2 separate regions of the Homo sapiens genome follow, and region 1 is linked to region 2. A link is a loop called in an ENCODE intact Hi-C map of the cell type or tissue named here. Cell type or tissue: HepG2. All regions are shown on one strand. Links, peaks and the distances in the headings refer to the core of each region. The heading gives the core; the rest is flanking DNA.

Region 1 (5,382 bases), core at 169-5,168, 110 kb before region 2:
CACTGATGCAGGGGGTGGACTCCCACAGCCTTGGGCAGCTCTGCGCCTGTGGCTCTGCAGGGTACAGCCCCTACGGCTGTTTTCGCAGGCTTGTGTTAAGTGCCTATGGCTTTTCCAGGTACATGATGCAAGCTATCGGTAGATCTACCTTTCTGCAGGGCCCTCTTCTCACATCTCCACTAGGCAGTGCCTCAGCAGGGTCTCCGTGTGGGGACTCCAACCCCACATTTCCCTTTTGCGATGCCCTAGTAGAGGTTCTCCAGGGGGGCTCTGACCCCAAAGCAGACTTTTGCCTGGACATCCAGGCATTTCCATACACCCTCTGAAATCTAGGTGGAGGCTCCCAAAGCTCAACTCTTGTCTTCTGCATACCTGCAGGCCCAACACCACATAGAAGCCACCAAGGCCTGGGGCTTGCACCCACTGAAGCCATGGGCTAAGCTGTACCTTGGCTCCTTTTAGCCAGGGCTGAAGCTGGAGTGGCTGGAACATGAAGCTCCATGTCCAAAGGGTGCACAGAGCCATCTGGGCCCTAGGCCTTGCCCATTAAACCATTTTTCCTTCCTAGGCCTCTGGGCCAGTGATGGGAGGGGCTGCCTTGAAGATGTCTGAAATGCCCTGGAGACATCATCCCCATCATCTTGGTGATTAACATTCAGCTCCTCTTTACTTATGGAAATGTATTCAGCCACCTTGAGTTGCTCCCCAGACAATGAGTTTTTGTTTTCTATCACATGTTCAGGCTGTGGATTTTCCAAACTTTTATGCTCTGCCTCCCCTTTAAACATAAGTTCCAAATTCAAACCAACTCTTTGTGAGCAAATATAGTAGTATACATTCAGGAAAAGCCAGGTCACCTCTTGAATGCTTTGCTGCTTAGAAATTTCTTCTGCCAGACTCTCTCAAGTTCAAAGTCCCACAGATCTCTAGGGCAGGGGCAAAATGTCACCGGTCTCTTTGCTAAAGCCTAGCAAGAGTGACCTTTGCTCCAGTTCCCAGTAGGTTCCTCATCTCCATCTGAGGCCACCTCAGCCTGGACTTCATTGTCCATATCACTGTCAGCATTTTGATCAAAACCATGCCGCAATTCTCCAGGAAGTTCCAAACTTTTGCACATCTTCCTGTCTTGTTCTGAGCCCTCCAAACTCTGCCTGTTGCCTGTTCAAACCTCTGCCTGTTGCCCAGTTCCAAAGTTGCTTCCACATTTTCAGGTTATCCTTATAGCAATGCCTCTCTCTACCAGTACCAATTCTCTATATTAGTCCATTTTCACACTGCTATAATGAAGATACCTGAGCCTGGGTAATTTATAAACAAAAGAACTGACTCCCAGTTCCACATGGCTGGGGAGGCATCAGGAAGCTTACAATCATGGTGGAAGGCAAAGGGGAATCAAGGCACATCTTACAAGGCAGTAGGAGAGAGAGGGAGCACAGGGGAAATGGCCATTTTTAAAACAATCAGACCTCGTGAGAACTCCCTCAGTTTCACAAGAACATCATGGGGGAACCACTTCCATGATGTAATAACCTCTCACCAGGCTTCTCCCTTGACATGGGGGTATTAAAATTTGTGATGAAATTTGGGTGGGGACACAGAGCCAAACCATATTAGCCAGCCTCTTGGGAGGAACTTATTTCTTATTGCAGGTGCCTCTCCATTCCTAGCTTACTCAGCATGCCCTCCTTCCTCAAGCAGGTGTGACTTAGGTCATCTGCATCATGATTTCTCTCGTCACTAAGATGAGAAACCTCCAGAGATTACCCACACCAAGGCTGCAACCTGTTGATGTGACTACCTTTCTCTGCCATGGGTAGTTTATCTCCTCTATTCATTTACTCTGAGGATACAAATCTTTCTTGTCATCTTTGGGGTGGAGGGATAGGGTAATTCTACCTTTTACCATCAGCCACTTTCTGCCTAATCAATACTTCAATCTCCTCCCCAGAAAGAGTCATTGATTTTTTTTCCAGATTCTCCTCTGACTTGTTTGAGGGTCCCCTATCATGTTATATATCACATCCCATCTAGGGCACCCTCTACAATTCATGAAACATTCTAGACTTCTACATTTTAGTAGGGTCTAGGGAATCAAATTTAAACCTTGGATGTTTCAAGCCTACCAGGGTAAAACATTAACTTTACAATTAGAACCACGCTTTGACACTTGAATGAGTTCTCACTGCAGGAATGCCTTTGAAAAGAGATCTGGCTTATTATGATGGATAGATGGGGTGGAGCTTCTTAGCAAACTACTTGCTTTAGAAGTTAATGGAAGAACATCTATGTTCAGGAAATCACTGTTTGCTGGTAATTGAGGCAATCAGATGTTTCAAAGTAGGTGAACTGTGAACAAATGAACTCCTGAATGACAGCAGGGGATAGCGTGTGGCCTCAATATTTATACTGTGTAACCATGATCACCAAAGCACTCTCATCTATTTTAAAACAGAAGAAACTATCATCAGTGGATAAAACTGGATTTAAAAGCAAGCCACCAAAAGCTCATAATTTTTTGAACTGAGCATTTTTCAAGGATGATAACATAAATACAGTCAAGCTATTTCTATAGATTTTTTAACTTTGATACCTTTTTGGAAAACAGATCCCACAGAACAATCTTAGTAAAATGGATTATTTTTATAGGGGAAAATACCACCAAAAACCCTTAACCCTAGAATCTCCATTCTTGGCTTAATATTTATCAATTCTTTTTGATTATTTCTTTTATATTTTCCAGATTATTTAGATTTTAGAGCTAGAAAGATTATTTAGTAATGACATTTTAGTGGCATTTTAAATAATGGGTTCACAGTTCAGGTCAGTGTATTAGGTAACAGTTGTAAGTTGGAAGCAGGCAAAGGCAAACATCAGCGCTAACTCATGTGATAGCTGGGTTAAGAGAATCTTTGTGTATAAATAGCCTTTCTATGAAGTAGGTATAATAGCATGAGTCACCCTTTTTTTCTTTCTGGGACTCTGAATGATTTTATATAAATGTTAATGAGTCCCCAACAATTCAAGTTTTCTTTAAACTCCTTCGTAAGTATTCCTAACTTCAGACTCTCCTTTTTTCAACTATTTTGCATATTAATAGCAATTATCCCACACGGGGAGAGGAAACAGCATGCCAAGCCCTGCTTTAGAATCATTAGCTCATCGTAATATTAATCCTGAACACAACCACAGTTACTACGTCAACCTCATAAAAAAAAAAAAATGAGTCTCAGCGATGCTAAATAACTTGCTAAAGTTTGGACAGTGATTTTGAGGCTAAGTTAGGATTCTTTTCTTTTTTCTTTTTTTAAGGCAGTGTCTCACTCCATTGCTCAGGCTGAAGGGCAGTTGCTCAATCATGGCTCACTGCAGCCTCGAACCCCCAGGCTCAGGTGATTCTCCCAACTTAGCCTCCTGAGTAGCTTGGACTACAGGTGTGCACAACCAAGTCCAGCTAATTTTTGTATTCTTTGTAGAGATGGGGTTTTGCCATGTTGCCTAGGCTGTTCAACTTCTGGGCTCAAGTGATCAGCCTACCTTGGCCTGCCAAGTTGCTGGAATTACAGACGTGGGCAACTGCACCTGGTCCCTGAGTTGGGATTCAGAAATAAATTCTGATGAATACACTGCTGTTCTACAGTATTTTTCCTTCTGTTATGGTGAGTTTGCCTGATTTTTCTTAATTCATTTAGGGTGGTTCCCAATGATTGCCTTTAAAATCTACCTGTTTAATAGCCAGCCTTGTAATTTTGCCAGTGAGGAATGTTAAGCTCCCTGAAGGTAACTGGATATTGTTTTCATGTTTTCTGTCCTGGGCTTCTTATCCTTTAATAGATGTCCTGCACATTCTTGTAAAAGATTTTTTTTTTTTTTTTTTTTTTAGAAAAGAACAGCTGCAAAATAGGGTTGAGTCCTGCCTGTTCTCTGTAACCTGCCAATATTACCTGACTTTGAGTTGCTGCCAACATCTGTGACTGTAGCATTCCCAGTTCTCTCCCCACGCACATTACAGGGATTTCTCCATCATTGTCCTGTTGACATTTGACTTTGCAAATCTGTTCAAGTTCTCATTTAGGTTGAGCATGTAGAGTAAATATGTGTAGGGGCCAAAGGAAAAGCTTCCCTTTGTCCTCTAAAGGTTTGCTGAAAAATCAACTGATAAAGGGCAGATTAATAGGAGAAATGACGTACAAATTTTTTAGTATGCATGAGCGGAAATTGCACAGTCATTGCTCCATCTCCCAATAGGGTACAGATACTCATATACTTTACTTCTAAGGGGAAAGGGAGATGGGGAAGTGGGGATAATTTTAAGGGGTGGTAAATAATTTTTAGGAGAATTCAATGGGCTTGAAGAACATACATTGGCCTGGGACAAAATCTGTTGAGCCTGCAGAGCAGACAATGGCTTTTGACAAAAGTCCGTTGACAGTCTTTAGCCTTTCTTCCTGCAATATGAGTTCAATTACTGAAAACTCAGGGAAGGAATCAGAGATAATTGTTTTCTTCTTTGGCAGGTCCAGATGTTAGGCAGATAAGGGAACTTCAGATAACAATTTCATACTGTCCTTTGGGAGAGACAGGATTAAGAGATAGTGGGAGCTGTGGTCAGGGGTCGGGGAGTGGAGATGAGAGAGACCTTGAGGCTTCTTCTTCAGTTGAGCATGTCAACATGCCATTTTTGGGGGGTATTAGTTTCTGAACCCCAACACATGGAAGTAGCACAGTTGATAACTTGTGTCAGATTAATGTATTTAAAGACAATCCTAAATAGGGATTCCATTCTCTCCTTGGAGGAACCTTTCTTGAAATAAGACAAATTTATTTATCTTCTAAGCATATTTATGTTAGCAAGAGACTGAATGTAATATTCAGGGGAATATACTTAGTTTCATTATTTTTTCTTCCTGTATAAAACACAGGTTGGAAAGGACATTTGTCATAAGAGGACTTTTTCCCCCAAGTCATTGTCTGTGCATTAATCTTCGGAATGTGATGGACCATGTGAAACATTGTAATTTGTCTATGGGATAAAGTCCAATGGGAATCCAGAAAGCCATTCATGCAGAAACACTCTGGGAGGCCTGTGTAGGCCAACTTTGAATACATATTTAGTCCTTTCATCTTTGGCAACAGCCAACTACTCTTTTATGAAACCCTGCCTTGTTATTTTCAAAGAGTTTATTATTAAAATTGAGCTAAGCACAGTTCTGTATTCACCATCTGGTAGAAGGTGGATCGCTGCTGGTATGTTTACAAACTACCTTACTTACTCTTTATCACTGGCTTATACCTAGAAAATATATACATATATATATATATATATTTATTGTTTTTATGTAAACATACTGGGTGACAATATGGTATTCAGCTTGGTCAATATTT
Region 2 (5,382 bases), core at 80-5,079:
AGGGAGCATAGGGCTAGTTTTTCATTTTGACCTCCAATTCTTTCATAATTATTTGCTCTGAGCATCTGGGCCTCATTCCTTGATCTTGTATGCCTCAGGCTGCTTCTTTGTCTTTGTGGTTGAGGTTAGTGGAGGCTGTGTCTGAATTTAATATCCTGCTTTCTTATAGCGAGCTGATCCTTTCAAGGCACAGGTAATTCAGCAACACCCAAAATATTATTTGCATTTGTGGGGATTGGGGGCAGAGTTCCTATATACCAGAGCAAGTGCTTTATGGGTATATACATTTTATAATTTAATTCTCAGAACAAACCTATGAAGTGGTATTTTCTCAGTTTTACATATAGGGCAGCAGGCCTAAAGATGCTCAGTAAATTACCTGTTTTTGACCCAAGGAATTTGCAAAGAATTTAACAATGTTAATCTCTGAAATCCATTTTATGGCATTATCCTGACCCTCAATAGACCTTTATACCACCTTAATTGGATATTGTGAAGATGAATATGTTCACAATCTCTCCCACATATGCATGCCACACACACACACACACACACACACACACACACACACACAGTTTATCAGCAACTTTATTGAGGAAAAGTTTAGGTCTGGAGACAGGAGGTAGGGATAGAAAAGTACCTGGTACATAGATATGGAGAAAGGAATTGAGTGCAGGCCAGAGAGCCTGCAGCCTTCAGTACTGGGTTAGAACAGCTATGTGCACACACAATAGGAAGCCATTGCAATGCTGAAAACTGAGGAACAAGGAAGGATTCTGAGAGGTCATCTAATATCTTTCCTGTTTTCAGACAGCTCCAGATTTAAGCTATTCTGAAAGCATTTATGTGGAATTTGAAATGAAATGTAGCTGCTTAGTCTTTAATAGAAGACAAACAAAATGCAGGAGCTTGTGGGTCGATTCTGAACAAGGTATCTTTTTTTAATGCATCACACTGGGGGGTGAACACATATTTGAAAGGGCTTAGAATGCACATAAAGGCTCTGTACTTTGACCTTGACCAATGCCAGAGAATGCAAATCCCCACAGTAAGAAACTACCACCCAGAACTATAAATAAAAAGAAAATGAGAAATAAATGAGCTACATGTTGGTATTTTGTGACAAATCCCCCAGATTGATGAGAAGAATACCACACAAACTCATCCTGGAATGTTGAGATCCATAACATATGTACAAAATGCAAAAGCCACTCTTCTTAATGCTTCTTTATGGGCTGCTTCTCCATGGGGTTGTCCTGAAAAAAATGTGTTTTGGGAAGTAAAAGAGAACCTTCACTCTAAGATCTTAGTTCTGCAGTGCTTAAATCCCTCTCACAGTGACAAACAGAGACCATAACTGATGCTTTTGAAGTTAGGTTTAATCTAAGAAAAGATTCTTAAGCTTTTAACAAGACTCTGGATAGAATAGCTGGATCAGGATTTTTTTTTTAATATCATCTGAATGTCACTGAACAAAGCATTTGGAGATGGAGGAAGCATAGGGCATTATTAACTGGAGGAAAAGTGATGACTTTTCCCTTTTTGTTCATTCTTAATAAATTATGTGCTTTCAGCTAAAATAAATGGGGCTCAGTATTCATAACCATTTCACACTTCACGTTAACTCTTTTTTGTTGTTCCTCAGCTCCCTGAGAGCCAAGTTCTTTATGAAGGCTTGTTTTTATTACCTGAATTAATCTAGAGTTCTAGGTGGTAAAGATTATCCCCTGAAACCGTGAATGAGAAAATGGATATAGGTGAGGTGCTTTTCCTCTGCTGCTTATCATAATTTACAGTGATCTGGATTGCAAGTTTTAGGGGAGATTTTGTCCAGTTGTTTGTTGGTAGATGTTTAACAACTGGCTCTCCAGAAAAGAAAAATAAATAAATAAAAAGAGAAAAAAATCCCCACTGATAACCGTGTTTGACAATTTCGTTGGTATAAATACTCTAACCAATGTTGAATTCAACCTACCAGTGCCTTAACAACTGGCCAAATTTTGCCAATTGGCAGTTGTTAGTGCTGACTTCAACCTTTCATTATCTCTTTTAGTTTTGCTTCTCAAAATCCTCTCAATCAAAATTGGAAAGATCATTTGAATAAGCAGAAACCACCACCACCATCACCACCACCACACTACATTAAGTCAAGCAAAATCACAATGTACCCATAAGTATGTGCAATTATCGTGTCACCTACAATTTTTTAAAAATAAAACATTTAAAAAAGAAGTCAAACTGAATACTGAACCCTGTAACACATCACTAGGGAATACAGTATGTCCTTATTTAAACTTGCCTATAGGTTTTTGGATATACTGTATGTTATAGAAACTTAACTCTTATTTATATCAATTAGCCTATGGTAAAATTATTTCTTTAATGCAGTACATTGTTTCACTTGAAGTCAAACTTTTCAAAAACCTATTGACAATGTTATAGGAGGACTCACTGTATACCCTAGTTTACTTTTATGTCTATTTAAGGTCCACAGAGAGTGTATTAAAAATATAAGCCCAGTCCTCACTTCTGGATGGCTGTGAATAATAAAACATAACCTATTCTTCTTTATGTTTTTTTTTAAGTTCAACCAATTTTTACATAAACAAAAGTGATTTATTGCCTTTAACCAAAAGTCTGTATTTTGGCAGGAATATTGAGTTCATCATTGTACAGTTCTAACCCATGAGTGCCTGCTTACTATGCCTGAAATATTCTCTTGCATTTTCTGCCTGTCACAGATGACTCTTTGTGGTCAGCAGGCAAAAAAGAACACAAGATACTTAGCTGGTGAGGTAACATGTTGATTTTAGCTTTGACCTTTTAAACCTCAGTTAGTTTTTATTATTTGGTTTGTTCAGGAATGAGGCTAACATTCTTGATGACCATTCATTCAGTGGTCAGCTAGGGCAATAACATTGATGCTCCTGTAATTGCCAAACAATGGAAAGGAAGTGATGAAGAATACTCATGGCTGGAATTTAGGCAGCTAGGGGAGGAAGGTACAGTTTGGAAATGATGGCTACTTGGTTCGTGTTAGCACAAGAGTCAGGCAAGAGAGCATTTAGGGAGAAATTAGAGGAATAAGATTGCATGTGTCAGTCCAGGATAACATAGTCTAGATAAACTTTGTGTCTCCAGTCCTAATTATTAACTTAATGCCTTTCCATTATCTCTTTGGCTTGGAATCATGGTTATTTCCATGGAAAATGGGCTAAAATATCAGGGCATAAATAAGGAGAGTCTATATGTGTTATCCTGATAGGGTGGTATGTTAGTTTATTCTTGCATTGCTATAAAGAACTACCTGAAACTAGATAGTTCATATTTTAAAAAGGTTTAATTGATTCACAGTTCTGCAGGCTATATAGGAAGCAAGCTTGGAAGGGCTCAGGAAACTTACAATCATGGCAGAAGTTGAAGGGGAAGCAGGCATGTCTTATATGGCCAGAGAAGGAGGAAGAAAGGGAGGGGAGAGGTTCCATACACTTTTAAGCAAACAGATTGTGTGAGAACTCACTCACTATCATGAGAACAGCAAGGGAGAAGTCCACCCTTGTGATCTACATTACCTCCCACCACACCCCCTCTTCAACACCGGGGATCACAATTTGACATGAGATTTGACTAGGGACACAAATTCAAACCGTATATTTGCAACCCTGCCTGTTCCCAAATCTCATGCCCTTCTCACATTGCAAAATGCAATCAACTATTCTCAACAGTCCCCCAAGTCTTAACTCATCTCATTATCAGTATTAACACAGAAGTCCACAGTCCAAATTCTCATCTGAGACAAGGCAAGTCCCTTCTGCCTGTGAGACTGTAAAAACCAAAAACAAGTTAATACTTCCAAGATACAATGAAGATATGGGGATTGGCTAAATACTCCCATTCCAAAAGGCAGAAGTAGGCCAAAACAAAGGGCTACAAACCCCATGCAAGTCTGGAACCAAGCAAGGCAGTCATTAAATACTAAAGATCCAAAATAATCTCATTTGACTCCATGTCTCACACCCATGTCACACTGTTGCAAGGGGTGGGCTCTCAAGGACTTTTGCAGCTCTGTCCCTGTGGCTCTGCAGGGTACAGCCCCTGCAGCTGCTTTAAAAGGCTGGCATTTAGTGCCTGTGGCTTTTCCAGGTACATGGTGCAAGCTGTAGGTAGATCTATCATTTTGGGGTCTGGAGGATGGTGACCCTCTTCTCACAGCTCCACTAGGCAATTCTCTAGTGGGGACTTTGTGTTGGGGCTTCAACCCTACATTTTTCCTTCACACTGCCCTAGTAGAGGTTCTCCATGAGGGCTCCATCCCTGCCGCAGACTTCTGCATGGACATCCAAGTTTTTCCTTTCATCATTTGAAATCTAAGTGGAAGCTCCCAAGCATCAACTTTTGCCTTCTGCCTGCTCACAGGCTTAACACCACATGAAGGCTGCCTAGGCTTATGGTTTGCACCCTCTGGAGAAGAAGCCTGAGGCATATCTGGGGCCCTTTTAGTCACAGCTAGAGTTGGAGCAGCTGGGCTACAGAGACCAGTGTCCTGAAGTTGCATAGGGCAGCAGGGCTATAGGCCTGGTCCTGGAAACCATTCTTCCCTCCTAGGCCTCCAGGCCTGTGATGGGAGGAGCTGCCACAAAGTTCTCTGAAATGCTTTCAAGGCATTTTCCCCATTTTCTTGGCTATTAACATTCAGCTCCCCTTTACTTATGCAAATTTCTGAAGTGATTTGAATTCCTCTCCCAAAAATGGGGAGAGGAAATCTACATGGTCAGACTAAAAATTTCCTAAGCTTTTATTCCCTGCTTCCCTTTGAAATATAAATTCCAGTTTTAGATAATCTCTTTGCTCATATATATGACCATACATGAAGGAATCAGGCCAAATCTTGAATGCTTGCTGTTTAGAAATTTTTTTCTACCTGCTACCCTAAATCACCACTCTCAAGTTCAAAGTTCCACAGATCTCTTGAGCAGGAACAGAGTGCCACCAGTCTCTTTGCTAAAGCTTAGCAAAAGTTTCTTTTACTCCAGTTCCCAATAAGTTCCTTATATCCATCTGAGAACACCTCAGCCTGGACTTCAATGTCCATGTCACTATCGCACTTTGGTCACAACAATTTAACAAGTCTCTAGGAAGTTCCAAACTTACCCTCATATTCTTGTCTTCTTCTGAGCCCTCCTAACTGTTCAAACCTCTACCCATTACCCAGTTCCAAAGTTGCTTTCACATTTACAGTTATCTTTATAGCAATGCCCCACTTTCCAATACAAATTTTCTGTATTAGTCAGTTCTCACATTGCTATAAAGATACCTGAGAATGAGTAATTTATAAAGAAAAGAGGTTTAATTGACTCACAGTTCTGCAGGCTGTATAGGAAG

The links. A loop is a pair of places that touch in the nucleus more often than their neighbours do. Peaks named below come from ENCODE experiments on the same cell type or tissue, not always from the same donor. Only the 100,000 strongest peaks of a DNase experiment are listed, where the experiment ranks them.
Region 1: a loop joins it to region 2, with 15 times the contacts of the local background. A loop is called at or near these places in 1 of 110 quality-filtered maps.

What each region holds. Positions count from the first base shown.
Region 1 is chr18:42,336,590-42,341,971 of GRCh38, forward strand. All of the region lies in intron 4 of LINC00907 (long intergenic non-protein coding RNA 907), which reads left to right. Among named protein-coding and RNA genes, the nearest start is that of LINC00907, 150 kb to the left of the region's middle. In HepG2, for the core only: no CTCF peak of the experiment used is centred there; DNase peaks (open chromatin) are centred at 962, 2,272, 2,882, 4,052 and 1 weaker place.
Region 2 is chr18:42,443,571-42,448,952 of GRCh38, forward strand. All of the region lies in intron 4 of LINC00907 (long intergenic non-protein coding RNA 907), which reads left to right. Among named protein-coding and RNA genes, the nearest start is that of LINC00907, 260 kb to the left of the region's middle. In HepG2, for the core only: no CTCF peak of the experiment used is centred there; DNase peaks (open chromatin) are centred at 971 and 2,851.